2 separate regions of the Homo sapiens genome follow, and region 1 is linked to region 2. A link is an interaction called in ENCODE POLR2A ChIA-PET data of the cell type or tissue named here. Cell type or tissue: GM12878. All regions are shown on one strand. Each heading gives the region's core, and the rest is flanking DNA. Links, peaks and the distances in the headings are about the cores only.

The links. Peaks named below come from ENCODE experiments on the same cell type or tissue, not always from the same donor. Only the 100,000 strongest peaks of a DNase experiment are listed, where the experiment ranks them.
Region 1: POLR2A ChIA-PET joins it to region 2 with 9 read pairs; 2 of 35 experiments call an interaction of 5 or more read pairs at or near these places.

Annotation. Positions count from the first base shown.
Region 1 is chr17:9,330,600-9,346,621 of GRCh38, reverse strand. The region is part of intron 7 of STX8 (syntaxin 8); the gene reads left to right. Among named protein-coding and RNA genes, the nearest start is that of STX8, 240 kb to the left of the region's middle. RefSeq lists enhancers at 15,421-15,926, 15,927-16,022. In GM12878, for the core only: no CTCF peak of the experiment used is centred there; a DNase peak (open chromatin) is centred at 9,631.
Region 2 is chr17:9,432,601-9,448,622 of GRCh38, reverse strand. All of the region lies in intron 6 of STX8 (syntaxin 8), which reads left to right. Among named protein-coding and RNA genes, the nearest start is that of STX8, 140 kb to the left of the region's middle. In GM12878, for the core only: no CTCF peak of the experiment used is centred there; no DNase peak of the experiment used is centred there.

The DNA.
Region 1 (16,022 bases), core at 7,165-12,164, 100 kb after region 2:
AATCAACCCTCAGACCTGCATGCATAAGCTAGAGGGGGCCCCCCATTGAGTGTTGGATAAAGTTTTTGAGTTTTGTCAAGAACAGTGACCAGATGTGACCAGGGTTAGTGGTTTGTGGTCATTGCTTGCTAAACTTTTTCTTTCCGTGGTACTTCTCAAACATTCTTAATTTTCCATGACACACCAGAGTGCTGAGGATTGAGGTTAAGTGGGATGGACAGGCAGAGTGCTGTAAGATGTGTGCTCCCGTGGTAATATTTGGTTTAGTCAAGGAAAGAGAAATGGGGAGGGATAGACAGAGAGATGAAAGAGAGGAAATATAAAAGTTGAGAGAGGAGGAAAAGGAGCCAAGAGTGATACTGAAAGGCAAAGCAACAGATATCTCCTGTTGAAAATGCCCTCTGTGTTACTGTATAGGATCTGCTTTCCTGTACCATGATTACTCTTCCTGGTCTTAATAGTCAGGGGCCGGCCGGGCGTGGTGGCTCACGCCTGTAATCCCAGCACTTTGGGAGGCTGAGGCAGGTAGATCACTTGAGGTCAGGGGTCTGAGACCAGCCTGGCCAACATGGTGAAACCCCATCTGTACTAAAAATACAAAAATGAGCCGGGTGTGGTGGCGTGTGCCTGTAATTCCAGCTACTCAGGAGGCTGAGGCAGGAGAATCACTTGAACCCAGGACGCGGAGGTAGCAGTGAGCTGAGACCGTGCCACTGCACTCCAGTCTGGGCAACAAGAGTGAAACTCCATCTCAAAAAAAAAAAAAAAAAAAAGGAATGCATAACCCGGAGGTATAATGCAAATATTCCAATATCCAAAGTTCGAAACATTTCTGGTCTCAAGCATTTTGGATAAGGGATACTCAACTGTATTTCAAAGTAGCTGAAAGAACAAATTTTAAATGTTGTCACTACAAAAAAAAAAAAAAAGTATGTGAGATAAGGGATATGTTAACTAACTTGATATAATCATTCCACAATGTGTGTAGATACTAAAACATTACTTTGTACCCCATAAATATATATTCTTTGTCATCTAAAAATAAAAAATTTTAAAAATATATCTTTGTCCCTACTTCTGTGAAATTATTTAATTGTGCTCTCATTTAGAGAGTCATTTAAGCCAGAAGTCACAAATTCAAATGGCAACCAGGTAAAGAAAATGAGATATGTGGCCAGGCATGGTGGCTCACACCTGTAATCCCAGCACTTTGGGAGGCCGAGGCAGGCGGATCACCTGGGGTCAGGAGTTTGAGACCAGCCTGGCCATTGTGGTGAAACCCTGTCTCTAATAAAAATACAAAAATTAGCCGGGTGTGGTGGCGCATGCTTGTAATCCCAGCTACTGAGAAGGCTGAGGCAGAAGAATCACTTGAAACCTGGAGCAGAGGTTTCAGTGAGCTGAGATTGCACCGTGGCACTCCAGCCTGGGTGACAAGAGCAAAACTCCATCTAAAAAAAAAAAAGAAAGAAAATGAGAGCTGTGTGTATATGACAGTCAGGAGTGGCAGGTGTCCCTGTGAACTAGAGCCCACAGAGAACTTGCTCTTCAGCCCCTCGTCTGCTACCCTGTGGAACTGTGGCCCCAGGATGCCATATCACCTGTCTCCTGAGAGAGAAAGAGAGAGAGCGATGATTTTGTGTAAACTTTGCCGATTTTTAAAACACTGACCAGGTTAAAACACAACTGCAAATCAGACTTGGCTCCCTGGCTGCCAAGTTATGACCAAGGATGTAAGCTAACAAGTCACTAAACCAGATGCAAAGGCTGGGTGTGTTGTGTGTGAGACAGTGGGAAGTCAATGAGTTTGTTATTCACCTTTTAGAGTCGCTTAGTTTGATTTTAAAAATATCACCAGGAAATCATCCATAGTAGGGAAACTGGAGCTTTGATGGGAAAGTGATGTTATGACCTGAGTTGGGGGTGTGGGTGGGGCAGGCAAGCAGGCCTACATGAGGTGGCATTGTGCATCTTTGCAGGCCAGAGACAGCAGTGTGGGGTCTCAGTGTGCCTGGGCACTGAACAGAGGAGGGCTGGGTGATGGGAAGAGAGCAAAGAAAGGAAGAGGTTTGGTGGCTCATGCCTGTAATCCCAGCACTTTGGGAGGCTGAGGTGAGCAGATCACCTGAGGTCAGGAGTTTGAGACCAGCCTGACCAACATGGCGAAACCCCGTCTCTACTAAAAATACAAAAATTAGCTGGGTGTGGTGGCGGACGCCTGTAATCCCAACTACTCGGGAGGCTGAGGCAGGCGAATTGCTTGAACCCAGGAAGCAGAGGTTGCAGTGAGACAAGATCACGACATTGCATGACAGCCTGGGCAACAGAGCGAGACTCTATCTCAAAAAAAAAAAAAAAAAAAAGTTTAGTATCAGAGGCAGACTGCCCACCTACAGCATTTTACCTGGAGCCTCCGTGGTCTTGACCCCTTCCTCCTTCCCAAATCAATTGAAAAACATCTCCTTAGCCTAAAAGGTGAAATTTGCAAGTATATGCAAGGAAGCATCCTGTACTTAGGCAGCAAAAGTCCTGGGCTGTTGAGCAAACTAGATTAACTTTGCTTTAAGTGGTTGTTGTTATATTTTGTAACTTTTTTCATTGTGCCACTAATCAATTCCTGGTACTTGGGCCTCCTCATGTAACCTATTTACTCTTTTTTACAAAAAGAACATTTTTTAAAAGTTAAGGGAACCTGGGTGAAAATTAACTTGAATTTTTAATTAGGTCGGGCTTTTATTTTTTAACATCAGTATTAACCTGGAATTAATATTTCTCATCAAAGAACGCAAACCAGAACACTACAGGAGTGGAAGCTTCGCAGCAGAAGGGAGGCCCTATCCGGCAGATGGGGAGGGCCAAGGGAGCAGGAGGAGGGGGTGGGGTTGGCTGAGTTGGTAACAGGAGCAGTCTGTGAGAAGTCTGCTGGCTTATCTGTTCCCAGTAGGGAACTGCTCTTCACTTTCCCCATCGCAGGTTTGACATCCATCACCACCATGCCTGCCTCCCTGATCTGATGGCAGGATTTATATAGTGAGGCTCTGAAAAAGTGGAAAGGGAGGTGCATGGGAACCAGCTGTGAAATGATAAATCAAGACCTCTTTAAGGTCCAGGATTATTTTGGCATCTTTCACATGAGAGGCTTTAAGAAGCAGGAATATGGCTAAAAGCATGGGGTTTATTTTAAGAGAGAAAACAGTTACAATGATCAGTTTGGCTGTTTAAATAGACGTAGCTTCATCATGGCTCCAATGTGGCTGTTTTGCACCTAGCAGTAGAGAGAACAGTTCTAATTAACCCCTTTCATCTGATTTTACTGTCTCTGGGTAAACTGAGCCCCATCCATCATTCCAAAGGCTCTATAAAAACTTGGAGTGGTTGAGAGTACCCGGGGCAACAGTGTGGTTTGGTTTCTAAGGCTACGTATCGAAGAATCACATCTCCACTGCTTCTTGAACTGGAGCAGAAGCATTTCTGGGTTTTGTGGTCCAGATCCTCTTGGGGCATGTTTTTCTTAGAAACCTTCTCCATCTCCTGGCTCCAGCTGTCCTTACCACTCAGTGCATCCTCACATTTGCAGCTTTTTTTTTTTTTTTTTTTTTTTTTGAGACAGTTTCACTCTTGTCACCAGGCTGGAGTGCAATGGCACAATCTTGGCTCACTGCAACCTCCGCCTCCCGGGTTCAGGCGATTCTCCTGCCTCAGCCTCCCAAGTAGCTGGGACTACAGGCACGTACCACCACACCTGGCTAATTTTTGTATTTTTAGTACAGACGGGGTTTCACCATATTGGTCAGGCTAGTCTTGAACTCCTGACCTCATGCTCTGCCCACCTCAGTGTCCCAAAGTGCTGGGATTACAGGCGTGAGCCACCGCGCCCGGCCATTTGCACTTTTATCTGCACATCTGTCTCTTGATCTCCCTGTCATTTCCTGGCACTCAAAAAGTTTAAACCAAATTCATCATTTGCAACCCCTCACCCCACTATCATAAACACACGCGCCACACACACTTGAAACCCAGACAAGAAGCCAGCCCACACCGGTATTTGTGTTTGGCACCACTGTTCTTCCCGTAGCTCTGGCTGGACAATTCCTTTCCTATGTGGAGCTCTTTCTCCTCCTCCAGTGCCTACTGCCCCTCAGGCCATAGCATGTCTTGCACGCTTAGGGCTCTCCCTTTGCATTTTCTCTGTCACCATTCTCTGAAGGGCCCCCCACTGGATCATCCTGAAACACTACTCTTATCTTGCCAGGCCCTTGTTAGTGTAAACCTTGGAGAGCTCCAACCTGGCTCTGGAGCAGGGGTCCCCAACCCCTGGGCCAGGACTGGTACCGGTCTGTGGCCTTTTAGGAACTGGGCCGCACAGCAGCAGGTGAGCGGTGGTTGAGCGAGCATTACCACCTGAGCTCCGCCTCCTGTCAGATCAGTGGCAGCATTAGATATAGGAGCGCAAACCCTATTGTGAACTGCACATCCGAGGGATGTAGGTTGTGTGCTTCTTATGAGACTCTAATGCCCGATGATCTGAGATGAAACAGTTTCATCCCGAAAACCATCTCCCCCTTCCCCTCCAGGCCGTGGAAAAATTGTCTTCTGTGAACCTGGTCCCTGGTGCCAAAAAGGTTGGGGATGGCTGCCCTAGAGTGCACAGCCCACAGTCCTTGGCTCTGGATCTGAGGCTCTCCACGGTCTCTCTACATGGTCTCGTCTGCCACCTTGTTCCTCTACCCCTATGGAAACCTCCCACTATAGCCAAACCAGTTATTTCTTCTCCCCCAAACCTAGCTTGTCCATTTCTGCTTCTCAGCATTTGCTCACACAGTGGGCTCCCCTCAGTTGCTGTTCAACTTCAAATCTTGCTTCAGCTGCACTTGAGTCATGTCTTGGCCGGGCGCGGTGGCTCATGCCTGTAATCCCAGCACTTTAGGAGGCCGAAGCCGGCAGATTACCTGAGGTCAGGAGTTCGAGACCAGCCTGGCCTACATGGTGAAACCCCGTCTCTACTAAAAATACAAAAATTAGCCAGGCCTGGTGGCACATGCCTGTAATCCCAGCTACTCGGGAGGCTGAGGCAGGAGAATCGCTTGAACCCAGGAGACAGAGGTTGCAGTGAGCCGAGATCACGCCATTGCACTCTAGCCTGGCAACAGAGCAAGACTCTGTCTCAAAAAACAAACAAACAAAAAAGTCATGTCTTGTGGCGACTACTCTACTTTCCCTCTATGCCAATTACGTATTTTCACTCTTTCGTTTATTAGAGATCCATGAATATATGTATCTTTGGAAGAGAAGCCATGCCTCCTTCTCTTTATTCATTGTGGAGGCCAGGCGGGCATAGAAAGGAGTGAGGCTGCAGTAGAGAAGCAAAACCAGAGAGCATCCCTCTCAAGAGGTCAGCCCCAGGTGATTGTTGCCAGGTAGCAATGTGGGCCCAATATCGCAGTCTCTTCTGATTTTTCAAGGCAAGCCAAAACCTCCATTTCCATGTGAAATTGCTTAATTTCGACTTTCCACATGATACTTTAAAGGTGGTATCTACTAGAGAAAAGAGTCCCTTATAATTTACAATTTTAAATTTTACAATTTATAATTTATATATATAATATATATTTATATATATAATTTATAATTTATAATTTAAATTTTACAATTTAAAAATCATTTCAGCTGGGTGCGGTGGCCCACGCCTGTAATCCCAGCACTTTGAGAGGCCGAGGCAGGCAGATCACCTGAGGTCGGGAGTTTGAGACCAGCCTAACCAACATGGAGAAACCCCGTCTCTACTAAAAATACAAAATTAGCCAGGCATAGTCGCACATGCCTGTCATCCCAGCTACTCAGGACGCTGAGGCAGGAGAATCGCTTGAACCCGGGAGGCAGAGGTTGCGGTCAGCCCAGATTACGCCATTGCACTCCAGCCTGGGCAACAAGAGCAAAACTCCATCTCAAAAAAAAAAAAAAAAAAAAAAAAATCAAGTGCAACATTGATAAGAAACAGCAATATATTCACTGGAAAAATACAAAGCCTGCCTTTCAAGATAACTTTAGGATTCATAAGAGTAGATTTTCTGGAAAATCAGGAGTTGAATGTTCCATCCTGTGAATTTAGGATTTAAATGATAGAAAACCATGCTAGTGTTTATCATGTTTTCCTTTTGCAGATAAATTTAAGTACTATAAATTCCCGTTACTTAACATAGCCAGATGCCTTTAATATCTTCTAATTTTCATTTTGTGAAAATGTTCAGTGAAACAAATTTTTAAATGGCATTTTCCCAGATCGACATTAGAGGACAAGTCTGTTTGAGAGGGCTATTAATTGCTCAGAGAGTCTGCATGTTGGGGAAAATCACAGCCCTTTCCAGCTTTGATAAATGAGAGAAGGTCACCTGAGGGAAAGGAGCAGCTGCCCTCTTTGATAGGCTGAGAAAACAGGAGTTACTGGCCTCGGCAGGTGTTTGGAGAATTCCCACGCAGGTGCACATTCCAAATGAACTATTTATTACACGTGGGCTTCTGTGACATGGTCATCTTTCACCCATTCATCACATTTTTATTGAATCCCTTCAGCAATGCTGTGCTATGGGAGGATCCCGCGGTTGCGTCAGCCTTAGAGTCCTACCTTCAAGTTGCTTAAAGTCCAGCAGGAGAGAGAAAGAAACACCACAATCATGCTCATACAAGACAGAATCTCATCAGTGTTTCTTAGCTCCTAAATGACCAACTTAAAGCATTCATAATAATAGTCAGAGTAAGCAGTATCCATGGCGCTTTCAAAGATACATAATGTCTCTTTCGGTCCTTACGCCAATTCTGTGGGAAAGTTTGATTCCAGTCTTGTCTGTCTTATATATGTGATGACAGAAGCCGGGCACATTCCTGTCTCATAAAGAAAAAGCCCTTTCTGAGCATAGGCCAATAGACAGAGTACACAGCAGGAATGAGGAGTCCTTTTTTTTTTAGATGGTGTCTCACTCTGTCGCCCAGGCTGGAGTACAGTGGCGCAGTGGCGCGATCTCGGCTCACTGCAACCTCCACCTCCTGGGTTCAAGGAATTCCCCTGCCTCAGCCTCCCAAGTAGCTGGGATTACAGGCACCTGCCATGACGCCTGGCTAATTTTTTGTATTTTTAGCAGAGACAGGGTTTCACCGTATTAGCCAGGACGTTCTCGATCTCCTGACCTCGTGATCCACCTGCCTCGGCCTCCCAAAGTGCTGGGATTACAGGCGTGAGCCACTGCACCCGGCCTGAGGAGTCCTTTTATACTGGAGTTAATTAAGTTCCTAGAAGTTTTCTTGATTGGTTGGTTGGTTTTTGGAAGCATTTTGATTAGTTATGTAATCAAGAATGAGTAGAGAGAGGAATTTAAAACACTTCGTTTACTTGTCTCCCTGAGCAGCCGCATGCCAAGGTTGTAGACAGAGGTGCGGTGTCTGATTCTAGGGTTTCTGGGATGGCTCTGGGTCTCAGGATGCTGTAGTCTTATACTGTGATTCTCTGGCTTTCATATTTAAGAGCTTCACCTGGAATTTTTTTTTTTTTTTTTTTTTGAGACGGAGTCTCGCTTTGTCAACCAGGCTGGAGTGCAGTGGCATGATCTCTGTTCACTGCAAGCTCCGCTTCCCGGGTTCACGCCATTCTCCTGCCTCAGCCTCTGGAGTAGCTGGGATTACAGGCACCCGCCACCACAACCAGCTAATTTTTTGTATTTTTAGTAGAGACAGGGTTTCACTGTGTTAGCCAGGATGGTCTCGATCTCCTGACCTTGTGATCCACCCGCCTCAGCCTCCCAAAGTGCTGGGATTACAGGCGTAAGCCACGTCATCTGACTGGAATGTTTTTTAAAATGCAAACATCTGGGCCCCACACACAGAGATACCGATTCAGGGGGTCTTGGGCCTTGGAAATTGATTTTATTAAATACCCTCAGATGATCCTGAAATAGGTGGTCCTTGGAAACTGTTCTTTGAAAAGCTATGCTGTATCAGTAGAAGAGAGTAGACAAAAATCTCACTGCAGAAATGGAGTGGCCATGACAAAGACCATGTGAGTGGTCCATCCACAGTGCTGCAGGAGTTGAGGGTTGAGAAACAGATCAGTTCCAGCCACCATGACTGGAAGAGACTTGAGTTAGCACAGACAAAATGGGTGGACTCTTGGTAGTTTGAAATGAGTAAGGAATTACTCAGGAGTGGAATGAGCTGAAGCACCATGTGTCTTCAGGGGATCTGATCAAGTCACTCCTCAGTTTAAAAACCCTTCAGAATACCTGGACGCTGTGGCTCACGCCTGTAATCCCAGCACTTTGGGAGGCTGATGTAGGCGGATCACCTGAGGTCAGGAGTTTGAGACCAGCCTGGCTAACATGGTGAAAACCCATCTCTACTAAAAATACACAAGTTAGCCGGGCGTGGTGGCGGGCACCTGTAATCCCAGCTACTCTGGAGGCTGAGGCAAGAGAATAATTTGAACCCGGGAGGCGGAGGTTGCAATGAGCCAAGATCACACCATTGCACTCCAGCCTGGGCGACAAGAGTGAGACTCCATCTCAAAAAAAAAAAAAAAAAAAAAATCCTTCAGAGGTGCCCCAAAGCCCTCAGAATAAAGTCCAAACTCCTCAGCACTGGTTTCCGTAGCCTAGCAGGATCTAGTCTCAGGCCGAATCTTCCTTCACTTCCTTCCCCGTTGGCCACACTGCACCCTTTCTCAATACACACTTTCTTTTTCTCTTCCATGGACTAGGATCCAGCCACCCTGAACAGTTGGCATCCCTGGCTTTCCTTTATTTTGGTGGCCTTGTACACATTCCCGCCTCTACCCAGAATACCTGCCCTCTTTTCTATCCCGCATTTCCCTTCACTAACTTTTCAGTCCTTCAGGGTTGATTTGGGATGGTATGTCCTCCAGAACAGCACAGACGCAGTATCTGGGGATCTTGTTAATACGCAGGTTCTGGCCGGGCACAGTGGCTTACGCCTGTAATCCCAGCACTTTGGGAGGCCAAGGCGGGCAGATCACCTGAGGTCAGAAATTCGAGATCAGCCTGCCCAACATGGTGAAACCCCGTCTCTACTAAAAATACAAAAATTAGCGGGGCATGGTGGCGTGTGCCTGTAATCCCAGCTGAGGCAAGATAATCGCTTGAACCCAGGAGGTGGAGGTTGCAGTGAGCTGAGATTACACCACTACACTGTAGCCTGGGCAACAGAATGAGACTCGATCTCAAAAAAAGAAATAAAATAAGAGATGGCAGAGGAGAGTAAGTGGTCCCTAGGATTTTGAGGAGTATACTACTTGGCTCATCCTCTATCCCAGTATGGACATTGAAATAAGTTATCAACCTCCTTTGAAATACTAATGAGCTCTTTTTCTTCCACAACTCAAGCAGTGTTTTGTATTCTGGGAAAAAGCCTTTTCTCTTTAATTTTTGTGCTTCAAAGTTTCTTTTTTAAATGGATGTATATTTTCCTGTGGAATTCTCAAGATAGTTTTTCATGTGTGTTTGTAGGGACGACATGTTTTAGAAATTTCTTTCCAATCCTCTTAGGCATTGTCTGAGAGTTTTTCTGACGTGTAAAGCTCTCAGTTCCCTTTTATTGTTTCCTGAGCTGTTAGGACTACCTCATTCCATTTTACTTTAAACTTAACATTTTCCAGGGAATGATTGGAATTGAAATAGGCATTCATTCAAATGTTCAGAACTTCATTTCTCCTGCACCCACTTCTGGCTGTGGCCTTGTAGGAATAAGAATGGAAACTAACAAAAAGTGATAATAAAAGGGGAAGACCTTGGTGAGTAAATATCAAACATACCATTTCACCCTGAAGCTTTTTTTTTCTAGCTATATTTACTACCCCTCTAAATACCCAGTTAGAAATTGAAAGTAGGCTGGGCACGGTGGCTTACACCTGTTATCCCAGCACTTTGGGAGGCCGAGGTGGGTGGATCACAAGATCAGGAGTTCGACACCAGCCTGGCCAATATGGTGAAACTCCATCTCTACTAAAAACACAAAAATTAGCTGGACGTGTTGGCGGGCGCCTGCAGTCCCAGCAACTCGGGAGGCTGAGGCAGGAGAATTGCTTTAACCTGGGAAGCGGAGGTTGCAGTGAGCTGAGATCGTGCCACTGCACTCCAGCCTGGGACACAGAGTGAGACTCCATCTCAAGAAAGAAAGAAGGAAGGAAGGGGAAGGAAGGAAGGGGAAGGAAGGGAGGAAGGGGAAGGGGAGAAAGAAAGGAAGGAAAGGAAAGAAAGGAAAGAAATCTAAAGTATTGTCTATTTTCCTCATTCCTGGCATGGTCGTTTTGCACCTATCCACCTGTGAAGTTGTTCTTGGCAGATGGATCTTGATCATTCCTTTAGGCTTCTACTCCCTAGCAGAAAGCATTTTCACCCTGGTTTGCATTCAGCACTTGCTTTTCTACAAGGTGTTGAATCCTCATACCGATAAAGTTCATAAGTCACATTAGAAGGGGTTTGAAATGCTAATTCACAGCTGTTGACAGGTATGAATTCCCATCAGCCTGGAATGTTTCGCCTATTCAAAGTAATAGAGCATCCTTGAATATAATCTCTTTTAAAACCCAGAAATGTGATACCTGGTTGCTTCAAGCTAAGAAAGAGAAAACTTCCCTGAGATGCCCAGAGCAGTTTTGTCTCAAGAAATCAATAAACACATAGCCATATAACCCCCCAGAAATGTTCCTATAGAGCTTTATGTATAGCTTTAGGTATTTATGTTCATGTGAGTATATTTACGTGAGTGTGAGTGTGTGTGTGTGTGTCTACGTGTGTGTGTGTGTGAGAGAGAGAGAGCCCACCTTGAATGCCATGGTTGTATTAGTGTAACTATAATTTATTTTTCGAAATTCTTGAGGTAAAGATCTAGCTCATATATTATCTTTTTTAAAAAAACTTATTGAAGGTTATTTCTGATTTTAAAAAATAATCAATTTACTGTAGAAAAATGGTACCATAAAGAACAATAAACAAAATAAAAATTCACTTCCTACAAATCATGACTACTAACAGTTTGGGTGTATCTTTCCAGTTTTTTTTCTATGAATGCATATAGCGTGTCTACATGTGCTGTGGTTTGAATGTCTCTGCCAAAACTCACATTGACATTTGATTGCCATTATGATGGTCTTAAGAGGTGAGACCTTTAAGAGGTGATTAGATCATGAGGGCCGTGCCCTCATCAGTGGATTAGTGCTGTTATCACCAAGTGGGTTACTTATGTTAGAAATAAATTTTCAGTGCCGCAAAAGAAATAGCACTCAAACATAAATTTAATTTTCTCAGCAAGGCAATTTTACTTCTGTAGAAGAGTGTGACTTGCAGATGGAGCAATGGTGAGAGCACAGCTGAACAAGAGAGGGGAAGGGGTTTTTATTCCTGACGCAGGTAACCCCTGCTGCTGTGTTGTTCCCCTATTGGCTAGGGTTGGATCACACAGTCTAAGCTAATTCCGATTGGCTATTTTAAAGAGAGCAGGGGTATGAGTCAGAGTGGTGGGGTGAATAGTTTGATGGGAAGAACAGTTAGGAACAGGTGACTCAGGTCAGAGCAGGTGACCAGGGGTGACTCAGATCGAAGCGGTGACCAGGAAATAGATGTGAACTACTGATTAGAAATGGTGGAAAAGGTTGTTTACTGAAACTAGGGGCAAGGAGAATGAGAAAGTTAAACTTTAAAATGGAGAACAAAGAACTGAACATACTGACATACTGATTCTTTGACGGGAAATTTAGAACTCACTGTATTTAACACTTATCAAGGGAATTCAGCCCCCTTTTCCTGTCTGTCTTATGTGCTCATTTATGCCTTCCACCCTTCCACCTGGTTTGACCCTCATCAGAGTGCCATGTTCTTGTACTTCCCAGCCTTCAGAACCATGAGCCAAATAAATTCTTCCATTGATAGATGCCTAGTCTGTGATATTCTGTTATAGCAGCAACAAAACTAAGCAAACATGTATTGTCTTTTTTATTCCTTTCAACCATTTTGGGATCATATCCTGCATACTTCGAGACTTACTTTTCTCACTTCCCAAGCCGAAACCGCCTTTGCAAAATTATGACTGAGACAGTGAAAGAGGTCCAATTTAAACGACTCCATCTTGCCTCTAACCTCCAAGCTGTCCTTGTTCATTCCTGGGTTTAGGCTGAACTAACGTTGGGAGAAACTTAGTTTATAGTTTTAAAAGTTTAAAACAAAGATGATAGTAGCTCTTTTCCAGAAAAAATTTCCTTCTTGCCTGGGGACTAGACTACTAACATTAACCACAAGATTATAAGTTATGCTTTAGGAGTCATGTAGCTGGAGACTACAAGATTCTGGCCCTCCCTAAACTGCTCCTACAGTCAGGACTTGAGATGGTTTCCAGACTCTACCCTTGATGGATCAACCGGCACCACCCAGATTGAGAAACCAGCCCATCTGATCTTGTGACTGCCCCCCACCCCCACACCCCCCCGCACCCAGGAACTGACTCAGTGCAAGAAGACAGGGACGACCCATGATTTCACCTTCGACCCAACCAATCAGCACTCCCCAGCTCACTGCCCCTCCCCTCCCACCAAATTGTTTTTTAAAACCTTGATCCCCAAATGTTCAGGGAGACTGGCTTGAGTAATAATAAAACTCCAGTCTCCTGCTCAGCCGGTTCTGTGATAATTACTGTTTCTCTATTGCCATTCCCCTGTCTAGAGAAATCGGCTCTGTCTAGGCAGCAGGTAAGGTGAACCCACTGGGCAGTTACAAATTGGGTAAGGTGAACCCATTGAGCAGTTAGGCAGTCTGAAAAATTTCTATGTCTTCCATGTTTTCCAACAAAATGACTGTGTAACTTTTAAAAAACATGTGTGTGTTATATCTATTTACATGACCTCCTGCTTGAAGCAAGTGTTTATTATAAGTTATTTTAGGCCAGGCGCCGTGGCTCACGCCTGTAATCCGAGCACTTTGGGAGGCCAAGGCGGGCGGATCACAAGGTCAGGAGATCCAGACCATCCTGGCTAACACAGTGAAACCCCATCTCTACTAAAAAAATACAAAATATTAGCTGGGCGTGGTGGCGGGCGCCTATAGTCCCAGCTACTCGGGAGGCTGAGGCAGGAGAATGGCGTGAACCCGGGAGGCGGAGCTTGCAGTGAGCCGAGATCATGCCACTGCACTCCAGCCTGGGTGACAGAGCAAGACTCTGTTTCAAAAAAAATAAAATAAGTTATTTTAATTTGAAAGCTAGAGGAACAGAAAACCAAATACCATGTGTTCTCACTTATAAGTGGGAGATACACATTGAATACACATGGACATAAAGATGGGAACAAAAGACATTGGGGACTATTGTGGGGGAGAGAGGGAGGGGAGCAAAGGCTGAAAAACCACCTATTGGATACTGTGCTCACTACCTCGCTGAGGGGATCATTCGTACCTTAAACCTCAGTGTCACACAATATACCCATGTGACAAATCTGTATATGTACCTCCTGAATCTAAAAATTGAGATTATTATTTTTTAATCCCAAAAGAAAGCACAGTTAAAAAAGAATTGAAAGCTGGAAGCGACAGGAAACTTGGACGCATATCTTCATTCTCGGTAGGGGAATACTCTGCTTTAAGAAGTATTGTGTCTCGTTCTCATCTTGAAGCCCTTGGGCGTGGCAGCTGAAAGCTTTTAAAGATGGGATGCATTTCCCCAAAGGTAGCCAAAAATATCATTACCTCCCTAGGCAAATACGTCTTGGGTGCTAGGCACTGTGTTGGGTGAGGTAGGATACAATGGTGGTCCCTGCCCTCAGGGAGCTTATATTGCAGTTGGGGGAGGGAATCGAGATAGTAAACAGTAAGCAGGCACACATAAATGTAATAATTACCAATTGTGTTACAGTCTAGACAGCCAGAAGGCCCTCTGGATGTAGAGACTCTGAAAAAGGATCCAGTTCTGCATTACTGATTTTATTAACATCGTTAAGATTGTCACTAGACAATGGTTTGAATAACATAAGAATGTTTAAGCATTTATGACAGATGACTGAAACATAGCACCATTAGCTCCATTTGGATGAATTATAAAATAGTCTCCAGTTCCTTGGAACCTTGGGAGAAGTGAAATGTCATTACAGATCTAGGTCTCTAGAAGAAGAAAGCCGCTATTTTTGTCCCTTCCTTTTGTGAATCTTGTCTTCCTTACTTGGTGGATGATGTTGGTTAAGTTAACCAAAGGCAGCACGTCGATCTGATGATTTGTTAACTCCGTCCGCATTGTTCATTGGTGTTTTGGATGAGGGGGAAATGATGAGATCTCTGCCTCTGAGTCATTCTCCCTGACTCCAACTCAACCCTCGTTCCAATTTGCCCATTTCCCATTATGGAGCAGAAAAGACTGCTTAAGGCCTGGTTTATTTACCTAATAAACTGGCTCTTGTATTGCCTGGGAAATGCTAAAATTTTTCAGCTAAGAAATCCTAGTAACAAGCAAACAGAGGTCCAGCAGTCAGGACTGAAGAAACAACAAAATGAAGGTCAGCTAATATCGCCATTATTCTCCTTCCTGGTGGCCATGACAGCGCTGGGGTTTATTTGAAGATCCCAGACTCGGAATCATTGCCCGCATTGTTAGCCGCCCAAGTATTTTAGGCTGTGCCAACAGTTTCAGATATTAATGTATTCTACAGATCCGTGAATGAAGAATTCCTCTGCACTTTTTTCCCTTTTAATTTTTTTTTTCCTTTCCATACACTTTGTTTGCAGTGTCTTTGTCTGCCAGACGTTGCTGGGCATTTCTAATGAGAAAGCAAAGAATTGCAGAAGGAAAAAGGCAGAGAGGGGGGAGGGAGAGAGAGAACAGGCGGAGGAAAAACAGGGCGTGTTTAGCACTTTAACAGTAAGGTGACATTTTTACAAGCTAGTCAGGTGCACAGGACTCATTGGGGAAAGCAGCATTGGCGATGCAAATTGAGAGCGGAAAGCACATTTTTTGGAAACGTCCAATTCATTGATTAGCTTCTCCCAACAAAAACGCACTTTTATTTTTGAACATCATTTTCCCTGCAGGACACCCGGCCTCGGTCCTGCTTTAGTATTCATCCCAGCTTCATTACTGCAGCCACCTCGCAACCCACCCTGGGCAGCTGCTAAAAGGGGGAAAAATTAAAGCAATTCATACTCCTGGTGACTTACTGCTGCAGAATAATTGGTTTCTGTTTGCAAGGAACATTATCACAGCAAAGCCCAGAAAACAGAAAGGTCTGTCTGAGAGAGGGTTTCTGGGGCTAGGGTGGAGGGGGAGGGGAGGGAGGGATGTGAAAAATCACATTTCTGAAAAGGCAATTAGCTAATAATTAATTTTTTAATATCGTTGCGTAACAGGATGTGTCCTTATGTGATATATGTACATATGCTGGTTTCGTAGCGTATCCTTTGATACCTCATGGAAATGGTAATGAGACTAAACCAGTTAAAGAGCTCTTTAGACAGCACAGTGCTTTGGGGAAGGCCGGAATGAAATGCAGGCCCTCTGAGGGCTTCTCCGACACACAAGAAGTCCCTTTGTTTCCTGTTTTATAAACCAGAGGCATGTCTAAAATTGCAGGGAAAGTGAGAGGGGGTTGAAGAGTTGGCGCCGGAGGCCTGGCTTTCTATATTTAAAAAGAGAAAAAATTGCTAGCTAGTTATTCGTGCCTGGATTTGATAGGCAGTCTAGGCTGTTTTTGAAGTTCTGAAGGAAGGTTCTCTGAAGATGTAAGCGGGATCTGTCTTTCACTTAGACTTAATTAAGAAACTTGCTGGCTTTGTCTGTAGGGGGCCCATTACGCGCAAGCTGCAGCCCCCTCTGAATAGGGGCTCAGCCTGGAAAGTGTATACAAGCCATACCGCCTTTGTGTTGTGTTGCCAAACTGGAGGCAGGAGCGAGTGCGAACGAGGCTCTGCCAGGGGCCATCCCTTGTTGTTCGTAAACGTGAACCCACGTCCCAAACAGAAAGCCGAAGCCAGTGCACGGGCATTCCTGAG
Region 2 (16,022 bases), core at 7,193-12,192:
AGATAGATAGTGGGTTAACATTGAACTCCTGGGCAACAGCTTGAATGAAACTTACCGAATACATGTATTTTCTCCGTAACGCACATTGCAGCCTTCTTGTGCTTAGGAACGCCAAACGGCACTTTAGCAGTACACTTGGGGCCATTTTAAACGGCAGAATCACAACAAGCAACAACAGAAATGTGAAAGACTAAACACACCGCCGAAAGGACACTTGTTTGCAGTATGTGGAGCTGAAACGAGAAGGCAGGGCGTTGCCTTGCTCAGCCTCAGTTAGGAGTGTGCGGGTTGGGCGACTCAGACTTTTTGCCTCTCTGTGCATGTTCACGAATGACTCTGAAAGTTCCTCAAATATTGTCTTGGGGGTTACAAATAAGTTTTAGCAAGTAGGCAAATTCATAAATATGCAATCCATGAATAATGAGGATCAAACTTTTTTTTTTTTTTTGAGATGGAGTCTCATTCTGTTGCCCAGGCTGGAGTGCAATGGCACAATCTCGGCTCACTGCAACCTCTGCCTCCTGGGTTCAAACAGTTCTCCTGTCTCAGCCTTCCAAGTAGCTGGGACTACAGGCGCACACCGCCATGCCCAGCTAATTTTTGTATTTTTAGTAGAGACAGTTTGATGATGCTGGCCAAGCTGGTCTTGAACTCCTGACCTCGTGATCTGCCTGCCTCGGCCTCCCAAAGTGCTGGGATTACAGGCTTAAGCCACCGCACCTGGCCAACCATATTCTTATATTTTAGAAAATGCATAAACTTAGTTCAGTTGAAATGATCTGTAATGATTTGGTTTAATGCCAAACATCATTCAATTTTTTTATTCCAATAAATTGATGAGAACATTAATTTGCCAAACCAGGACCATTTGGTATGAAGATTGCTTTAAAAACTTCTCAAGGCCGGGTGTGGTGGCTCACGCCTGTAATCCCAGCACTTTGGGAGACTGAGGCTGGTGGATCACTTGAGGTCAGGAGTTCGAGACCAGCCTGGCCATCATGATGAAACCCCATCTCTACTAAAAATACAGAAATTAGCTGGGTATGGTGGCAGGTGCCTGTAATCCCAGCTACTGGGGCGGCTGAAGCAGAAGAATTGCTTGAACTCGGGAGGCCGAGGTTGCAGTGAGCTGAGATTGCGTCACTGCACTGCAGCCTGGGCAACAGAGCAAGACTCTGTCTCAAAAAAGAAAAAACAAAAGAACAACTCCTCAAAATCTTCCTAAGATTTTATCCCCAGGCAAATGCAAAGACATGTTCTTGATTTTATATTAAAAACTCTTGTGCACCATTCTAACGTATTGTGCACACACTTCATTCTTGTAATTTAAAATGTTGAACTCTGAAGTTTTGTCATAGTAATAGCTAAAGGGTATGTGTTTAAATTCAGGAACAGATTAACGCACTTACCAAACCTCCATTGCTTAAAAGTAATTATAAGTTTTCTAGATTGACTGCCAATATAATATAGGCCCCAAAGAAATCACCCCTCTTTACTGAGACAGAACAATAAATTGGTTTTCCTGAATACGGTGGGTAAAGAATCCAAGTTCTTGACCTTGAATATTTCACTGATCGTATTCTATGCAGTAGGGAACAATCAGGATGACATTTGCTGAAATGTTTGAGATTTATAACATAATAGCTTGAGCATATGTGCCAAAAAATAGAAATCTTAAATCCTATCAAATCAAGATTAATTACCTATTAAAATACTAACAAATAGTGCAATACAGGTGGCATAATAAGCTGTCTCTCTTCATACATTGTTACAAAACAAACTGTTTTGGCAGTGACATGAAACATCACGGATCTTCTGTCTCACTCTCAGTGGGAAAACGGAAAAAAACTGCTACTCAGTCATTCTTGGTGTGGATTTTGGCATTTCATTAGGAAGTGCTATCTCAAACCTTTTCACTGAAAAGCACATGCAACTCTCTGGAAACTGCTATATTTCCTGGCTTTGTACTACTGCCAAAAAAACTGTTGCTTCTCCTCATCATTAACTACTACTTATTTATTCCTTTCTATCTTTGTGGATAGTAACCCGTGTAGCACTCCCGTGAAAAGGAAAACAGTAGTTTGCTTCCTCCTCCTCACCAGCCTTGAAGAAATTAATCCCCTGGGCTAAATTTCTTCTTTATATTCAGCTTTCACTTCACACTAATAGTTTCAACTGTGGACGTGGTGGTAATAGCAGAAATGGTGCAGTTATGTTTGTATTTCTTCATTAAAATAATTTTCGAAAGTTGTGGGAAAATGCTCATGAAATTTTATCATTAAATCTGAGCTAGAATAATAAAGCACAGTGTTGCTAAGTTGGCTTCCAATGAATAGTCAGTCAGCAAATATTTAGTGAGGATCTACTATGTGCCAGGCATTCTTCTAGGCTTTAGTGACACCATGGTGAATAAAATAGTCCCTGGCCCCCATGTAATTATTCTGTTTTCTTGTGCTAAATGTCTTTGTTTAAAATATTTTTTAAGGAGGCCACGCACAGTGGCTCACGCCTGTAATCCCAGCACTTTGGGAGGCTGAGGAGGGCAGATCACAAGGCCAGGAGATCGAGACCATCCTGGCTAACATGGTGAAACCCCGTCTCTACTAAAAATACAAAAAAATCAGCCGGGCGTGGTGGCAGGCGCCTGTAGTCCCAGCTACTCGGGAGGCCGAGTCGGGAATGGCGTGAACCCGGGAGGCAGAGCTTGCAGTGAGCTGAGATCACACCACTGCACTCCAGCCTGGGAGACAGAGCAAGACTCTGTCTCAAAAAAAAAAAAAAAGAGAAAAAAAGAAAAAAATGTATATTCTTTAAGGAAAGATGATAGAAAAGATGTGCAAAAAAACTGCTATTGAAAAAGTAGTGTGCTTAATGTATCTTCATGGTTTAAAAAGTGGGTAATAGTTTGGAAGTGGGTCTTTTATGGTTTGAAAAGCATGCAGAATCTTGGAAAATTTAATGACTCAAACTTATAAAACACGGTACCTGCTTGATCTGTTATTCCGATTTACAACTTAGGTACCAGTTTTCTTAAGTAAATATGCCTTCCCCGCTTGCGTGGTGTTTTAAAGCTCTTCATTCCGTGAGCCCTCACCCCCACCCCCCAACCCCCTCCCCCACCATCCCCCCCTCCCCGGCCACCACTCTTCGCATTCTAAAAGAAACCCAGGGGCATGCCATTCTTCTTTCTGAGACCCTGGACTGTCTACCTCTGAGTGGTGTTAACAAGCTGTACCTTTTCATTTGTTTTTTACCAAACAAACTCTTTAGCAGTGACATGAAATATCATGTCTCTTCTTTCTCACTCGCAGTGGGAAAAGGAAAAAAGAAATGTTCCTTGGTCGTTCTCTTTGTGGATTTTGGCATTTCATTGGAGTGCCAATAGGTATTCATTTTTTATGTTGCTCTGGAAAGCTGTAAGCAGCCTTCAAAGTCACAAAGCAAACTCAGTCCCTAACGGTTCTCCAAACTTAGGTCAGAAAGGTGGGGAACTTTATTTTTCTGGGCAGAGAGTGCATGAATAATACACTTGCAACCTGCTCAGCTTCCCTAAGTTCTCTTTAGCTAGCTTCTCCACTCGAACTACACATCAATCTGTCACCAGTGGTCAGCAGCTCAGCAGAGAGCCAGTGTTATTGTGAACCTACGGTGGAATGACTTGCTTCCCAGCTGGTGATCAATCTGTGTTAGACGGCAACATGTTTGCTTCTACAAATGAGCTGGACCCCTCTGTAACATATCTCTGCCAACTTTTGAAAGAAAGAGTCTGTTTCAATTCTTTTCCGGGGTAAAGACAAAAAGCCTGTCTCCCTTTGCACAACCAGCTATTGAACAATCCGTGCAAATATTTACAGCCAGTATCCTAAAGAAATTGTTTTCAGAGGTCAGGAAGTTGCACTAAAAAAAGGAAGAAAAAATACATGTTTGTGTGCATACATAGAAGATAAATATATTTTGCTTTTCTTTAGTAAAGATGATGTGCTCATGGATGCACCATCTCTGGAGACTTCTCCCTTATATATAAAAAGATCTTGAGGTTTAGGACTTTAGCTGACTTCTCCAAGCTCAAGATGAAATTAACATTGTGTTACTGCTATGGAAAATGCTACACAACTTTAACTGAGGTTTATTATTATTAATTAAGGAAGGACCAGATCTAAACTGGAAATAATTCCACCAAATCAGCGCTAGTCAGGACACACATGATTTGTCGTACTGATTGTGAACTTTCTTAAGATTCACTAGGGCAGAGAGGGGCAGGATAATCCAGAAACCAAGGGCTAGCAGATGCGCTTTGCGTTGTTAGAGCTGAAGAAGTAATTAAGAGAAGAACAGACAGGGAGGGGTGGCTCATGCCTGTAATCCCAATGCTTTGGGAGGCCAAAGTGGGAGGACCGCTCGAGGCAGGAGTTTGAGACCAGCCTGGGACAACATAGCAAGACTCTGTCTCTATAAAGGAGAGAGAGAGAGAAAGAGAGAAGAATGTGCGAAAGTGTGTGTGAATAAAGAATGGGATGAGGACTGGTGGACAGGAAATAGAAGTGTGAGGGAGGTCTTTGTGTCAAACTAGGTATGATACAGTGCTATGGTATGTTCTGGATAGGTATGAATGAACACGATGACAGAAATCATTCGTCGTGTCACATGATGACACAGGAAGTTATTCATGAAAAGGGCCAGGCAAAGTGGAAAACTTTGAGGAAGGGCCAAAAAGGAAGGGTGTATATTGGGTATTTGGTAATAAGAGCTGATGGTCCGCCTTGCCTGTGATCATGTCAGCCCACCAGACAAACAGCTTCTGTTTAGTTGTCATTTAGTAGAGAAATACAAAGGAACATTGGAATGTTTTGCACCTATGGTAGGTGGGGTTCCTCATTTCTCCTTAGAGAAGAGTAGGGGTTCCAGACCCACAGAGGAGCCAGTAGAAATAATATAAATGAGTTAGGAAGAAGAGAACTCTGGAAAAGGAGGGTTGGAAATTACCTTGGCCTCAGATTATTGCACAGTTGGACAATGACTGTGGTTCTGTGGCTCAAGGGAGTGGCTCTGTGTGGCTCTATGGCTCAAGGGGAATGGCTCTGTGGCTCGGGGGAGCCCTAGAAGGGATTTCTTTGTTAAGAAGCAGTTATTAGGTGAGCTTAGTGGTACCCTCCAATATCATACCACATGAACTCGCAACAGACTGTCCCACATTGCTTAATTTAAATTTCCTTGGGGATGCGGACTGTGTGTGGTCTATCTTTGTGCTCTCCCTTACATATAGTAGGTACATTGTAGATGCTTAATGAATGAGTGACTCTAGTTCTGTTCTGGGAAAGAGAAAAGAGTTGAAGGCCCTATGGCTGCTTTCAGTAGTTGATTTAATCATTCAGCTCCAAACGTGAAGATTAGCAACTCCTAAGAATAGTGGTGGTTGCCCTTTTGGATATATGATCCTCCACATTCCCAAGCCTGTGTTTGAAGGTAACCTGCAAGGAGGACACATTACAGAAGGGCATGATTATCTTCTTTGATGTTAACTGCCATGATGACTAGTATCTTCCAAACATCTGAGCAACTCTCCATAGCACCCTGTAGCCCCTTTATCTATGAGATTATCTTAGTTCAATCTATAACCAGAATGTCTCCACATTTCATCAGCTTTTGACTATAAATGCATTACGTTGATGCCTCTGAGGCCATATTAACATTATCATCCATACCTGACTGACTCCCCTCTCTAAATGTTTTAATGAGTCCCAAGAGGATATCTCACACGTTCTTAGGAGTCTGGCTGCTAATAATATACCACACCACTGCTACTCATCTATACCACCTGGAGACAATGCTTGCCCCTCAGTGCTGTAATTTGGGACCTCCACTATTCACTTCTTTTGCTCCAAGGTGACCACTAAAGTTTCAATAAAGAAGATACAGGCCGGGCACAGTGGCTTGTTCCTGTAATCCCAGCGCTTTGGGAGGTCGAGTTGGGCAAATCCCATGAGGTCAGGAGTTTGAGACCAGCCTGGCCAACATGGTGAAACCCCGTCTCTACAAAAAATACAAAAAATTAGCCAGGCGTGGTGGCACATGCCTATAATCCCAGCTACTTGAGAGGCTGAGGCAGGAGAATCACTGGAACCCAGGAGGCGGAGGTTGCGGTGAGCTGAGATCACTGAGACTGCAACACTGCACTCCAGCCTGGGTGACAGAGTGAGACTCCATCTTAAAAGAAAGAAACTATGGCTTGGGAGTAATGTAGATGATGGATAGGAGCGGGGTTGGGATGGTAGACAGGGAAACCAGTCAGGAGGTGGCTTGAAGTAGTTCAGTCATGACATGATGTTGGCCTAGACTGGAGTGGTTAGGATGAGAAGATAGGGAGAGAAGTGGATGGATGGAGGGGAGGTTTTAAAAGTAGTAGGACCAGTGATTGATTGGGTTCTGCCTCAGGCAGCTGCATAGATGACAATGGCCTTGACTGCCATAGGGCACACAGGAAGAAAAACGTGTGTGGCGGTAAAGTGAGAAGACACTGAGTTCGAAGACACGTGGGGTGCTCTCAGCTTAGGTGTGTCAGAAATAGTATGCTGCTTTTGAATCTGGAGCTCAGGGGAGACCTATAAACTGGAATTTTAGATCTGAGAGTCAGCCTGTGGATGGTAATCAAAGCCATGGTGCCAGGCGCGGTATGTAATCCCAGCACTTTGGGAGGCCGAGGTGGGCGGATCACGAGGTCAGGAGATTGAGACCATCCTGGCTAACACGGTGAAACCCCGTCTCTACTAAAAATACAAAAAATTAGCCGGGCGTGGTGGTGGGCGCCTGTAGTCCCAGCTACTTGGGAGGCTGAGGCAGGAGAATGGTGTGAACCCGGGAGGCGGAGCTTGCCGTGAGCTGAGATCGCGCCACTGCACTCCAGCCTTGGCACAGAGCGAGACTCCGTCTCAAAAAAAAAAAAAAAAAAAAAAGCCATGGTGCTGAGCATAGATGGAGAAGAGCTCAGCGTCTTAGGGCAGCGCCTTGGGGAGCCCCATTATTTACAGGAAGGGTGTTGTGAAGTAGCAGTCAGAAAAGAATGAGGACGATCAGGAGTGTGATTAACAAGGTCAAAGGATATAAGGATATTTGACTCAGTTTCTTTTTTTTTTTTTTTTAGATGGAGTCTCGCTCTGTGCCAGGTTGGAGTGCAGTGGTGCAACATCGGCTCACTGCCACCTCTGCCTCCTGGGTTCAAGTGATTCTCCAGCCTCAGCCTCCCAAGTAGCTGGGACTACAGGTGCATGCCACCACACACGGCTAATTTTTGTATTTTTAGTAGAGACAGGGTTTCATCATGTTGGCCAGGATGGTTTTGATCTCCCAACCTCGTGATCCGCCCGCCTTGGCCTCCCAAAGTGCTGGGATTACAGGTGTGAGCCACCGTGCCCAGCCGTATTTGACTAAATTTCTAAAGGTCCTGTCTCATTTTAATCTTTTTGCATTATGTTGTATTCATCTTAGCATTTGCCCCTTCATACTCAGGATTAGTAATTATTTGAGTACATCTTCACGCCTCTCATTTGGCCTGAGTTTGAAATGTTAACTCCAGTTTGGAGGTGATGAAGGAAGCATGTGAGAAAGGATGAGGCACAGGAGTGGAGTCAACCCCTGGGAGCTGGAGATGGAGAGGAGGCCAGCCATGGTGAAGCGAAGGAGGAGTGGGTGATAGCTTTGGGGAAACTGAAATGCTTGTAGGATATGGAGCCGGCATTTCAAGTGTTGGGAAATTACTGAAGACTGTTCAAAATGACAGTAACTGTGGTTTAAAAAAAAATCAGGCTGGATGCGGTGGCTCACGCCTGTAATCCCAGCACTTTGGGAGGCCGAGGCGGGTGGATCACCTTAGGTCAGGAGTTTGAGACCAGCCTGGCCAACATGGCAAAACCCTGTCTCTACTAAAAATACAAAAATTAGCTGAGCGTGGTGGTCCACGCCTGCAATCCCAGCTACTCAGGAGGCTGAGGTGGGAGAATCGCTTGAACCCAGGAGGCGGAGGTTGCAGTGAGCCGAGATCGCACCACTGCACTCCACCCTGGGTGACAGAGCGAGACTCCGTCTCAAAAAAAAAAAAAAAAATCATTGATTCACTATGATTGTATTGGGCAATAATGTGAAACATCATGGACGTCATTGACCAATGGAGATAACTGCAGTAAATTGGGGGTGAAGTGTTAACTAAGATGGTGACAATGAGAATGAAAAGCAGGGGACACATTTGAGAGGGATTATAAAGGAGGAATCGGCAGGTTTGGGGGATGGATCTGAAGGGAAATCCAAGTGGAAGGGATGAATCAGAGAGGATTCCCAGCCTTTGAGCACATATAACTAGGTAGGTAATGGTACTAATAACAAATCTCCAAATTTTAGAGTTAGGAAATATGTTTCAAATCATCCGATTCCATGTTTCTTAAATAGGCTGTAAGGGAGTATCCAGATTGGAAACCATTATAGAAATAATTGTCAACTCTTCTTTATGACTTCCTTCCTTTTGCCCTTTTCCCAGTGGTATTTTCCATGGTTCTGGAAATGACCTACTTTATGCCACCACTATATTTAGGCTGCAAATTTCCCCTGTCCATCCTGACCAAGGTTTGAACAATCCCATGTGGAGAGGAACTTAATTGCAGAATACCCTTTGCCATGCGTCTTTTTATTTTCCCTATATGCCGGGGGTACTTTTGGGGTGAGAATTGAAAAGGAAAAAATGGTAATGTGTGGGAATGTGTTCCAGCTCCAGACTTCCTCCTCACCCCACCAGGAAGCAGTATTGATGGTGCTTTCCTGATTAAAAAATTGCAAAATTTGGCCAGGTGCAGTGGCTCACTCACGCCTGTAATCCCAGCACTTTGAGAGGCCGAGGCAGGCAGATCACAAGGTCAGCAGATTGAGACCATCCTGGCCAACATGGTGAAACCCCATCTCTACTAAAAAGACAAAAATTAGCTGGGCATGGTGGCACGCACCTGTAGTCCCAGCTGCTCGGGAGGCTGAGGCAGGAGAATCACTTGAACCTGGGAGGCAGAGGTTGCAGTGAGCCAAGATCACACCACCGCAAAAAAAAAAAAAAAATTATATGGCAGTAAGTACAGTAGTGATCATAACAATTAGTTATTATAGTGTGGAGAAGATATGACTATTGAAGATATAAGTAAATTTTGCAAACTGATATCAATTTTTTAATTGTTTACAAATGTCCAGCCACATTGTATGCTGCTACATTAAAATAAGTGTTTTGTTAGGCATTGGTCTTCACCAAAACAAATGCTATGTTCAAATCATGAGAAATAATGGTCTTGCTCTGCTCAGTACTGTTAAAAATTCATCTGTTTTGTTTGATTCAGTTATGCATGCTGCATTAATGAACTGGAATACCTTATCTAGAATTGGGACCAGGCCCAGGTGAAACCAGCAAATGATATCATGTGAAGTGCCAGAGTATAGAGCTAGGATCAGCAAGCTATGGTTTATCCCGTTTTTGTACAGGTCATGAGCCAAGAATGGCATTTATATTTTTAAATGGTTGAAAAAAAATCAAAAGCTATTTTGTGACACATGAAAATTATATGAAATCCAAACCTTAGTGTCCATAAAACTTTTTGTAAAAGCAAAACAAACAAAAACCAGCCATGTTTGTTTGACTATGGTTTTTTTTGTTGTTGTTTTTTGTTTTTTTGAGATGGAGTCTCGCTCTGTCACCTAGGCTGGAGTGCAGTGGCGTGATCTCAGCTCACTGCAAGCTCCGCCTCCCGGGTTCATGCTGTTCTCCTGCCTCAGCCTCCTGAGTAGCTGGGACTACAGGCGCCACCACCACCGCCCGGCTAATTTTTTGTATTTTTAATAGAGACGGGGGTTTCACCGTGTTAGCCAGGATGGTCTCGATCTCCTGACCTTGTGATCCACCTGCCTCGGCCTCCCAAAGTGCTGGGATTACAGACGTGAGCCACCACGCCCGGCTGTTTGACTGTGTGTTATGTATGGTTGCTTTTGCACCGCAACAGCAGTTTTGAGTAGTTGCAACAGAGACGTATGGCCTACAAAACCTAAAATATTTACCACCTGGCCCATTGCAGAAAATGTTTACCAACCACTGGTCTAAAGCCGTGTTTCCCAAACCTTAGTGTGCCAATGAATTACCTGGGGATCTTGTTAAAAGACAGATACTGGTTCAGGAGGGCCAAGGTGGGACCTGAGAGTCAGCACTTCTGACCAGCTCTCAGACGATGCCAGAGTTGCTGGTCCTTGGCGCACACTTGCATTTATACGATATTTAAGAGGTGGGTGGGGGAGGGGGGTAGTGTGTTGTAGAGGAGAGATGATCAAATGTTTTACAGTAGAAATGGCCTTTTTTTTTTTTTTTTTTTGAGATGGAGTCTCACTCTCACCCAGGCTGGAGTACAGTGGCACAATCTCGGCTCACTGCAACCTCCGCCTCCCGGGTTCAAGCAATTCTTCTGCCTCAGCCTTCTGAGTAGCTGGGACAACAGGTGTGTGCCACCATGCCTGGCTAATTTTTTGTATTTTTAGAGTTGGGGTTTCACCATGTTGGCCAGGCTGGTCTCAAACTCCTGACCTCGTGATCTGCCCACCTCGGCCTCCCAAAGTACTGGGATTACAGGCATGAGCCCACCGCACCCAGCGAGAAATGGGCTTTTTATACCTTATTTCAAAGGCCAGAATAAGTACCAGTTGATTCCAGCTCTGCTTTTTACCTTAGGAAGAACTTTCTAATGATTGAAATTCATCATGGAATCACTGCAATGGCCGCAAACAGAGGCGTCTAAGAGACTGGGAAAGTGGCCGGCCTGGTGAGATCTCCAGCTTAATTTCTTTGACTGACAAAGAAAAGGCAAAGTGAGAGTATGAATTAGCAAGCCAGACACTGAATTGCTTATAGATATAAGGCCTAGCCTAGCAGGGACAGTATTAATTGAACTAATCTCTTAAATGGCACAACTGCTGGTTTACGTTTGTACCAGGAATAAGTAACTATTGAGGCCTAACATGAAATCAACTCATAAAGAGTAAATGTGTAGCTGTAGGTTTATAATTTAATTTGTACTGACTGAAAAAGCTACAGTTGTCAGACGTCTGCAATTTCATTTTTTCACTCATGAGCCAGTTAAAAGATAATCCCTGCCATTGTTACTCTTCGCTTGTGTCCATTTCATGCACATCCCCTCCCTGAAAGCTGTTGTATCAGCCTTATGAATGGATGTATATTTGTAGGTGGATCTTCCAGCTGCAAGTCATTGTAGCCCTGACGAGTGAATCCTCTTGTTAATGGCTCCTTTAAGCAGTACTTTTGGTGGGGAAAGAAAAGAGAGAAAGAAACTAGCCATTTTGAGCAAGCCAATCAATGTTGGAGACCAGAGCGCATTTAGACAGATGATCGAGTAATGGAATATTTAAGCAACGCGATATTTGCTATTGATGAATACTTTTAAAACCATAAACCTCATTAAATTAATAGTACAACTGTCTGCTCAAAATTCAGTGAGTGCTTATAGTCGTGGTTTCATTGTATTTCTCCACTTTGAACGCTTTTCATTTCAGCTTGTCACAGGCTTTTAAAGGCATGATTTATGCTTCATAATACCCTAAGGAGGTTAAGTATTTTCATATTTATTGCACAGAAGAGTATTTTGTGATTGCTTGCCTGTCCTAAAATCAGCTTGGCTGGAAAAGGACCTAAGAATTCTGACCTCAGCTCTGTATCCAAACCAGGAGTCAGCGTTTGAAAAATGTGAGTCAATATCTTGCCCAGAGAGTTTGTTTCATTCCACTAACCTGGGGCAAGAACAGATGGTGGGAGGCAGCAGACAAACAATGCTGCTTTTTATTTTGTAAATCTGCCTAGATCCCTACATCCCAGAGCTGGGCCACATTGATACAGGCCAAACATCTTTCAGCTCTTTCAGATGTTTTCAGCCAGCTCTTTCAGATGTTTTCAGCCAGCTCTTCATCATCCACCATGTTATGTTGATCGTGGTCGTAATTGTTATCCTGAATGATTAAAACCCAAGTAGGTCAAAGTGTCTGTGATCTGTCCGAAGCGTGTTGGCCATCTTACCCTCACCAGTATTTTTGTGTATTGATATTTTTCAAAATCAGAATCATTTTAGATGCCCAGAGACCCTAGTGTACTTTCCCCATTCTACGTGCCCACTTCTGACTTGCCTTTCATGGAGTCTTTGGGTTTATTATGGTTATCTCTCTTTTGGCAAGTCAAAGGTAGGGTACTTTTTTTTTTTTTTTGCGATGGAGGCTTGCTCTGTTGCGCCCAAGCTGGAGCGCAGTGGCACGATCTCAACTCACTGCAAGCTCCGCCTCCCGGGTTCATGCCATTCTCCTGCCTCAGCCCCCCAAGTAGCTGGGACTACAGGCGCCCGTCACCACTCCCAGCTATTTTTTTTTTTTTTGTATTTTTAGTAGAGACGGGGTTTCACCGTGTTAGTCAGGATGGTCTCGATCACCTGACCTCGTGAGCCACGGCGCCCAGCCAAGGTGGGGTACATTTTAAGAAAAACATTTCAGGACCCACGTATGTTGTTTCATTCATTTAGCTAGATGGATTATATCCCTTTTGGCTGTAGCTTGCCTGAGAACCAGTGGCTTGATTCCCACAGTCAGACTGTAACGGATTCCTTCCCTGCAGAGTCTGTTTTTCTCTCATCCCTCCATATACCACTCTTTTGTTTTTAAAATTTTTTAAATTGACAAAAATTATTATTAGGTAAAATATATTGTTTGAAATATATATACATTGTAGAATGAATAAATGGAGATAGTTAACATATATGTTACCTCATATACTTAAACCTTTGAAAATACTGTTCTTGTGACACGATTTGATGCTCAAAAAACTCTGGTTGTTTTCTTATTATCTAAAGGATGAAGTTAAAATTCCTTAGGCTGTTACTAAAGGCCCTCTTTAATCGAACGCTCGTTTTCTTCTACTCCATGTAAGTTTCCTCTATTTCAATTCCACATATATCTTCTATTTACCTATTATGGTTCTAGGTGCTCTTTAAGCAGTGGGTATAAAGCCTTATGTTTTTAATTTGTCTGGGGAAACAGGGCATGTTTTCACAATCCAGATAAGTAACGATGAAAGTCAGCATGCATATCGTTAAGCAGAAACTGACGTATATGGGTGAACATCACTTGAATCCTGGACTCTTCAGGGTTCTGTCTTTGGGTCTCTCTCACTCTGCATGCTCTTATTGGGGTCCTCTCCTGTTCATAATGGCTAATGCTTATCCTAATCTCCTGTGCTCTAGCCTTTTTTAGATGTTAACGTTTCAATCTGTACTTTTCTACATTCCTAGATCCATATTTCCAACTTTACTCAGCATCTTCACCTGAACGGTCCTTCAAATGCAACATGTCTAAAACACGGCTCAGTATCTTTCCCCACAAACCTGTTCCATTCCTTTTGTTCTTTATCTTGGTTATTAGTGTCACCCTCCAACTTATTTTCAAGGTTATGAGGTAGGAGATCAGCAGGACTTGTTTTCTGAGCACCAGTCACAACCCACTGATTGGAGAAAGATGTGGTCAAAACAGGGCGTGCAGTGAAGAAGCCAGCTGAAACCAGCAAATGGTGATGAAAGTGACCTCCAGTTGCCCTCACTGCTCATTAACATAAAGGCACTCCCAGCAGTGCCATGGCAGTTTACAAATGCCGTGGCAACATGCCATGGGAATGACCTGAAAGTTATCTTCTATGCATCTAGAAATGCCCCACCCCTTTTCTAAAAGGTCTAAATAACCCACCTCTTCATTTGCATGCAACTAAAAGTAGATATAAATACAGCTAGCCAACAGCCCATATGCTGCTGCTCTGGACACACTGCCTATGAGTTAGCCCTGCTCTACAAGGAACAGTACCTCTGCTGCACACTGCCGCTCACCTCTGGCTCACCCTTGAATTCTTTCCTGGGTGAAGCCAAGAACCCTCCCAGGCTAAGCCTGCCTGCCCTATATCAGTTAGACATCTGCAGCCAGTCACTGAATTCAGTTGATTTCACCTCTGAAACTGTCTCTCACATTTTTCTTCCCACCTCTGCTGCCTTAATTTGCTTTGATCCCAGACCCTGTCTTCTCTGCCTTGGAACTATGGCTATACCTAGCTGGGTTTCCTGCCACAAGTCCTTTAGTGTTCCACTCTGTCTTCCCCTCTGCTAACGCAATTAGTTTCTTAAAAACAAATCTGATTGTGTTGTTTTCATGCTAAAATCCTCTAGTGGCTTCTTGTCACATTGAGGATGAAATAGCAACTTTAAGATCCTGACATACTGGCTGGGCGCAGTGGCTCACGCCTGTAATCCCAGCACTTTGGGAGGCTGAGGCCGGCGGATCACGAGGTCCAGAGATCGAGACCCTCCTGGCTAATATGGTGAAACCCTGTCTGTACTAAAAATACAAAAAATTAGCCGGGCATGGTAGCACCTGTCTGTAATCCCAGCTACTCAGGAGGCTGAGGCAGGAGAATTGCTTGAACCTGGGAGGCGGAGGTTGCAGTGAGCCGAGATTGCGCCAGTGCACTCCAGCCTAGGCGATAGAGTGAGCCTCCGTCTCAAAAAAAAAAGATCCTGACATACTAAAGCCCGTTTTACCCCCTAGGCAGCATCATCTCTTCTGTAGCTGCACTGACTACAGCAATCCATCTCACCACTCCTTACCTTCTTCTGTGCTGTTCTCCTTGCTTATGATGCTCAAGAAGAGCATCTTTCTTACCTAAAAGACACACACAACCGTAGTTCAAATATCATCTTCCCCATTAAACTCTTCCTCACTTTCCTAGGAAGAGTTGGCCCATTTCTCTGGGTCCTCACAATACTCTGTGGAGCAGCTAGAGTTTTCACTCTTTTGGATTCCCACCCTCCCTTCCCCCGTTTTAATATCTGTGACCCCCTGAAGTACTCTGTGTATTCCTTAAGAGAAGGGGCCACATTTTTTCCCATTCTTTTTTCCCCCACATACAAAAAATGGTAATATTTAATGCCTACAACATGATGAGTTTGGAGATAGGTGTACATCCATGAAACCATCATCACAATCTATGGAGGAGGAACTTCTTATCTCCAGTAGGGCCAATAGGTAGTTTTTGACTGAATGAAAGAATGAATGGATGCTTTTCATGAGTGATATTGTGGGCCGAAGAGATTGAGAAAAGCTTATAGTGATGAAGGATCTTTGATTTCATCCCAAACCACTAATTGAGCATCTGTGCAATGCAAGTGCTCACGACAAAGCTATGAAGTGGAAATTACTATTTCCGTTTTGCTGATTTTGAAACTAAAGACTTGGGTTATTTGGTTAAGACCGTCTAGCTCATCATAAGTGAAGGAGACGTGATTTGAACCCACACTGGCCTGGGGTCCAGGCGTATGCCTTGTCTTCCACATCAAAACGCTAGTGTCAAAGAATAAATCTTAGGAGTGCATTATGACGATGGTGATTTTGAGATTATAAAGCATTTGGGAGCTCACAAAGGAAGCCTGTGGTTTTGTAGAGGACTAGAACTATTTTCACAACTGGTTTCCCTGACTGCATCCATATCTGTGTGGCCTTAATATTGTTTGACTCACAAAGGAAACTTGTTGATCCAGAGTGAACCAGTTCAACTTTCTTCTCCTCAATCTCAAGAGTATTCCATGGAGGAAAATGTTCTAAACTGCACCTGAGCTATAAACAATTTACTCTGAAGGTAACAGTGTTAGTATTCCAGTACGTAAACCTTTAGCTAATAACAATCAAAGTAGCCTAATTTGGAAAGTACACAGAAGGTTAGAGGGAAAGCTTGTAAATGTTTTCAAAGACTCTGTATTTAATTCTATCACCAGCTAGCAAAATAAATAGGCCAGCTGCTAGCTCTGAAACAGACACGTGGTGGAAATGAAATGTTAATAGTTGAAATGCCTTGCTCATTCGAAACCAAAAGGAACATGAAGTACACTTTCTAGTTTATGAGAGACAAGGTGAAAGTTCCCAAAACA